Regions from separate parts of the Homo sapiens genome. Here region 1 is linked to region 2. The links are chromatin loops, found by intact Hi-C in ENCODE. Cell type or tissue: heart left ventricle. All regions are shown on one strand. Links, peaks and the distances in the headings refer to the core of each region. The heading gives the core; the rest is flanking DNA.

What was found. A loop is a pair of places that touch in the nucleus more often than their neighbours do. Peaks named below come from ENCODE experiments on the same cell type or tissue, not always from the same donor. Only the 100,000 strongest peaks of a DNase experiment are listed, where the experiment ranks them.
Region 1: it touches region 2 in a loop (14-fold over the local background); 9 of 110 quality-filtered maps call a loop at or near these places.

What each region holds. Positions count from the first base shown.
Region 1 is chr16:9,421,010-9,423,930 of GRCh38, reverse strand. No RefSeq gene overlaps it. Among named protein-coding and RNA genes, the nearest start is that of LINC01177, 23 kb to the left of the region's middle. In heart left ventricle, for the core only: no CTCF peak of the experiment used is centred there; no DNase peak of the experiment used is centred there.
Region 2 is chr16:9,368,821-9,371,741 of GRCh38, reverse strand. The region is part of intron 1 of LINC02177 (long intergenic non-protein coding RNA 2177); the gene reads right to left. Among named protein-coding and RNA genes, the nearest start is that of LINC02177, 15 kb to the right of the region's middle. In heart left ventricle, for the core only: no CTCF peak of the experiment used is centred there; a DNase peak (open chromatin) is centred at 1,341; H3K27ac peaks cover 644 bases.

The DNA of each region.
Region 1 (2,921 bases), core at 207-2,706, 52 kb before region 2:
TTTTGTTGGTTTTTTTTTTTTTTTTTGGAGAGTTGGGTTTCACCATGTTGCCCAGGCTGGTCTCAAACTCCTGGGCTCCAGTGACCCACCCACCTCAGCTTCCCAAAGTGGGAACACAGGCACAAGCCACTGCACCCAGCCCTTGAATTTCACTTTTAAAAGTGGAAAAATGATGGAAAGATAACTTGTAAATCAATAGAAGGACCTACCTTCTATTGATTCCAAACAGATACCTATAATTATGCTATTTACCTGGAGATCTCACATGCCAGACGACAAATGTTTCTCCACAATTATGTGATTTTTGCATTGCATAATTTAAGTGTTCAAGTTGTCGGGAAAGAGCACTTATCTATAAATATAAAATTATGTATGTGTATTATCCGGTTATAAGGTAATCAGTAAACAGCGTATTTAAGAAAAGTGTACAGTAATTACTAAAGCTTGCTATTTGGGGCATATTACTTAACCAGGTAATGAAATAGCTGAACACTAGTTTCTACTTAAATGTCATTCATTTGCAGATAGGAAGACACTCTGCAGCTTTTAATTAAATCATAGAATATCTCAGCTGTACTGTCCATTAGGTAGAAAGTTCTTTCTCTTTTATAGTGGGATGAACTGAGGTTTACTTCTTTGGCACCAAACCTAGAAATAAAGGTTATGAAATCTTCAAAAGAATTTTCCACATCCCTTTAACGTCTGCCTTATATGTAAAATGAGATAATTTTTATAAAAAAAATTTACTTATGGTTGACTTCAGAACTGAGATGGAAGAGCATAGTATCCAGAAACTAGTAATTGTTGAGTGCCTACTATGTGCTAGGTATTGTGCAAAGCACTTTGCATGTTTGACCTCATTAGAACCACCTGTCTTTTGCGGGTGATAAAACCAAGGTTCAGAGGGCTGATATTGCATGTCCAAGGTCACACAGCTTTTGAGTGGCAGAGCTGGAATTTGAAATCAAGCCAATCAGACTCCAAGGTCCATGTTCTGGCTGCCACAGCATGAGCTCGGAAGCTGGTAGTTAAAGGGATGAATGCCAAAATTTTCTTCTAATTGTCGGGTTCTATGACGCCAGTTTTTGTAGCTCTACTCTTAACTGGCACAAAAATAGCATCTGGTGAACAAAGGCTCACGGGAACCGAATTCTGCTGGATAGTTCTGTCATCGTTGTATTTTGCAAAGCAAAGCCTGTAGGAATTATATCATTTGCTGCAAACATTATGTCTTCCCTTGAGGGTGGCAAGCAGTAGATTTTAGGACATAACCAGAGTCCATAGAGTACAGATTTTGAACCTGAACTGCCGGGGTTCAAATACAGACTCAACTATTTTTCATCCATGGATATAGGCAACTAATTTACCTTCTCTAAAGCCCAAGAACCCTCATGTGTAAAATGGTTTTCAGCATATTATGTTACTACTCACCTGAATTTTGTTTAATATATTACATACTTGGACCACAGCACATAAGTCAGATGTTGCTGCTGTCTTCATACTTAACTTAGTTTCAAATGCCAAGATGGATTCATTCATCCATTAAATAAATATCTGTGGACTACAAGCTATATGTCAGACACTGTGCTAAGCCCTGCCTATATACTAGTGAACAAACAGATGCAGTCTTGCCTTCATGAAGTTTGTAATCTACCTGATGAGAAAAAATGTATTGGTTAGAAATGCGTTTGGCTACAATTAATTTTTTTTAAAAGCTCCACACTGTCTTAAGCTGTAAGTACATGTGGGGCTTATAACCAAAGAAGCTCATAATAAACAAACCTAGATTTGGCTTAGCAGCTCAGTGATAGCATGAGAATCCTGGGACCATCCTGTCCTCTGTTACTCTCAGTGTGAAAATGAGGTCTCACCTCATGGTCACAAGATGGCTGCTATGACTCCAAGCAATACATCTCCACATGATGACACTCTTCCAAAAGGAAGGAATCGTTCTTTAATGAGAGAGGAAAATGTTTGTCGGAAACTCCTGGTAGATTTCTTAGGTGTCGTTGGCAAGAACCGAGCCACTGAGTCACATGCCCACCCCTAAACCAATTCCAGGCAAAATAAAATGGAATTTCCACAGATAAATCAGACCAATTGTGATGCATCCCCTGAGGCTGAACAATTGACTCTTTCTTTAGTGAAAAAAAAAAAAAGAAAGAAAGAAAAAATGGGAGAATGTTTGTTGGACAGATGAAAGATATCAGGTGCAGTCAGGAATACAAGAGACACTGCTGTGGGAGGGAGCCTGGGTTCAGTGTAAGGAGATCACCAGGAAATGCTGAGAAACAGACCAGCTGAGGTGCCAAGTACCCAGTGGGAAAAGGAGCCCAGAATATGCGCCTGTTGGGGGAGCTGAGATAGCCAGACATAGAAGCAAAGGAATAGCACAGGGAGTCTCAAACTCCAGGGTCTACAGGGACCAGGCTGGCAATGAAAATGGGCAAAGCAACCTGGACAGAGGTCAAAACAAATGGGAGAGGGCCCATCTGTCCAAAGGGACCAGCAGCTATTCCAAAATAGCCTACTATTGCCAGTGGGAATTTTGGTCCAGGGATGCATCAGCTTCTGAATCTTCAAAAGAAGCCAGAAATCTAGATTTCTAAAGAGATCTCCCAATTTTTAAGGATTGGTAACACATTAAAAATAATGTTAATAAAATGGTGACCCAAGCAAAATATCTACAGGCTAGATTCTCTGCATGGACCTTCAGTTAGCAGCCTTAGGAGTAATATTGCCTTATCTAATCCAGGAGGCTCTCACAGCAAAGCCGAGTGAGTGTGCATTAGTTCCTACTTCCTTGCGTCATAATGCCCCAACATGTTCCTAGACCCTAGTGTGCTCCTCAAGTAATATGTTTCCACTCTTTCTAGCACCTTGCAGTCATACATGGATGTCTTCCAGTCCTGGATCATACT
Region 2 (2,921 bases), core at 283-2,782:
TTTAATTTTTTATCTATTTATTTTCAATAGTTCTTGGGGTACAAGTGGTTTTTGGTTACATAAATGAATTATATAGTGATGAATTCTGAGATTTTAGTGCACTCATCACACAAGTAGTGTACATTGTACCTAACGTGTAGGTTTTTTCCATCCCTGGCCCCCCTACACTCTCACACTTTAAAGTCCCTGAAGTCCATTATACCACTCTGTATGCCTCTGCGTACTCATAGCTCAACCTCCCGCTTTTAGTGAGAACATGCGGTTTTTGGTTTTCTACTCCTGTGTTACTTCACTTAGAATAATGGCCTCCAGATCCATCCAAGTCGCTGCAAAAGACATGATTTCATTCCTTTTAATGGCTGAGTCATATTCCGTGGTGTATATATACCACGTTTTTCTTTAGCCACTCAATCCATGGGCACTTGGGTTGGTTCCGCATCTTTGCAATTGTAAATTACGCTGCTGTAAACACACATGTGCAAGTGTCTTCTTCATATAATGACTTCGTCAAGCTGCTTTTAGTTGGTATCTCTTATTGACACCTTCACTCATTCGAATCACTACCATACAAACTCAATAAATGTTTATAGATCAATAAATGGTTTTATATGTCTGGTATATAGTAGGTGTTTTAAGCAGTGGTTGAGGTATCCTGGCCAGGCAAGAAATAACTTTTTTTTTTTTTTTTTTTTTGAGACAGAGTTTCACTCTTGTTGCCCAGTCTGGAATGCAATGGCACCGTCTCAGCTCACTGCAACCTCTGCTTCCTGGGTTCAAGTGATTCTCCTGCCTCAGCCTCCCAAGTAGCTGGGATTACAGACACCCACCACCACACCCAGCTAATTTTTGTATTTTTAATAGAGACAGGGTTTCACCATGTTGGCCAGGCTGGTCTCAAACTCCTGACCTCAGGTGATCCGCCTGCCTCAGCCTCCTAAAGTGCTGGGATTACAGGCATGAGCCACCATGCCAGGCCAAGAAATAACTTTTGGTTGCACATTGCTAGTTGCCATTGGATGTCAGACACATTTCAGAATCCGTATGATCCGATAAGTGGGCAGAGAAAACAGGTTTAAGGAGACAGGGAACAGCAAGAAGGAGAGGTTGTCAGTCTGTGGTTTTCTATAAATGGATTATTCTTCCCCACCCACATCTTACAAGCCACAGTGACCATTCTGTGTCTAACAAGCAGTCTGTCATTTGGGGAAGAGGGATTACAACCCTCTCTTTCCTTGTAACAGCTGTGATAATGCAGCCCAACTGCCCGCTTAGGTGGCAATCAGTCATTCGAGGTCATGGAGGCCCTGCACGGAGCCACTTGTGAAGAAGCTGTCGGACAAGGAGACCTGGAAGAAAATGTGTGATAGCAAAGTGTCAGGCAGCGATGTGACAGCTGGCTTCGTTTCCCCCAGAGAGCTATTGTCATGGAAAGCTCTGCTCAGCCCTGAAACAAGATAACTTCATCAAGTCAGAACTGCTGGGAGAAGTGCTTTTGGCTTGAAGCAACCTATCTGAGAAAAGGCGGCAAAGAGGTGGGAGCGGTCGGAGGAGTGACCACAGGGATTTGACTGGGAGTTTCCTTTATAACAAACCTTGTTAAAGTGAGAGGGAGGGAGTAGCATGGAATAAGGGTTGGCTAGGGGCCAGGCAATCATTTACCTCTGTTATTCTTACAACCTCCATTTGTCCAGTGCAATACTTCATAGTTGCCAGACACTGAGATCAACACTTTACAGAAACCCTCTGTATTGGTTTGCTGGAGTTTTGTAACAAGGTGGCTCAAACAACAGAAATTTATTCTCTCCCAGCTGTGGAGGTCAGAAGTTGAAAATCAAGGTGTCAGCAGGGGTGATTCCTTCTGAGGGCTATGGGGGAGACTCCACTCTGTTCCAGGCCTCTCTCCTTGGCTTGTAGATTGCTGTCTTCTCCCTGGATCTCTTCACTTCCTTCTGTGCATGTCTCTGTATCCAAATTTCCACTTCTTATAAAAGCACCAGTCTTACTGATTAAAGCCCACCCAAATGGCCTCAACTTAACTTCATTACTTCTGTGAAGACAAGATCTCCAGTAAGGTCCTATTTCCAGGGGTTAGAACATCAGTAGATGCATCTGGAGATGATACAATTCAACTCACAACACCCTCTTATTCAATGCTTACAACGTCGGTAAGAGGAAAGGCCTACAAGAGTCATTTAATCCCTTTGGGAGGCCAAGGCAGGCGGATCACGAGGTCAGGAGATCGAGACCATCCTGGCTAACACAGTGAAACCCCGTCTCTACTAAAAATACAAAAACAAAATTAGCCAGGTGTGGTGGCGGGCACCTGTAGTCCCAGCTACTTGGGAGGCTGAGGCAGCAGAATGGCGTGAACCTGGGAGGCGGAGCTTGCAGTGAGCCGAGATCCTGCCACTGAACTCCAGCGTGGCAGCCTGGGCGACAGAGCGAGACGCCGTCTCAAAAAAAAAAAAAAAAAGTCATTTAAGAGAAAGACCTATCAAAGTCATTTAAGGGAAAGGAAACAGACTCAGAGGGGCTGTGACACTGGCCTGACATCATGCCAGCCTCCTTTCCTATTTGCATACAATGGGTGCTACAATTATGTCATCATGCACTACACACATCCCACTAAAGTGTGAGTCCCATGAGGGAAGAGATTTTATCCCTTTTGTTCACTGATGTTTCTCTAACACCCTGCACAGTGCCTGACACATTTAGAAAGGACCCAACGAGTATTTGTTGAACAATGAATGAATGAATGCAGGATTCATTGACCAGTTCTAGGAGCTTTTTGGATGAGTGTTTGGGATTTTCTAGGTACACAATCATATCATCAGCGAGCAGCGGCAATTTGACTTCCTCTTTACCGATTTGGATTGTTTATAGCAGCACAATTTGCAATTGCAAAAATACAAAACCAGTCC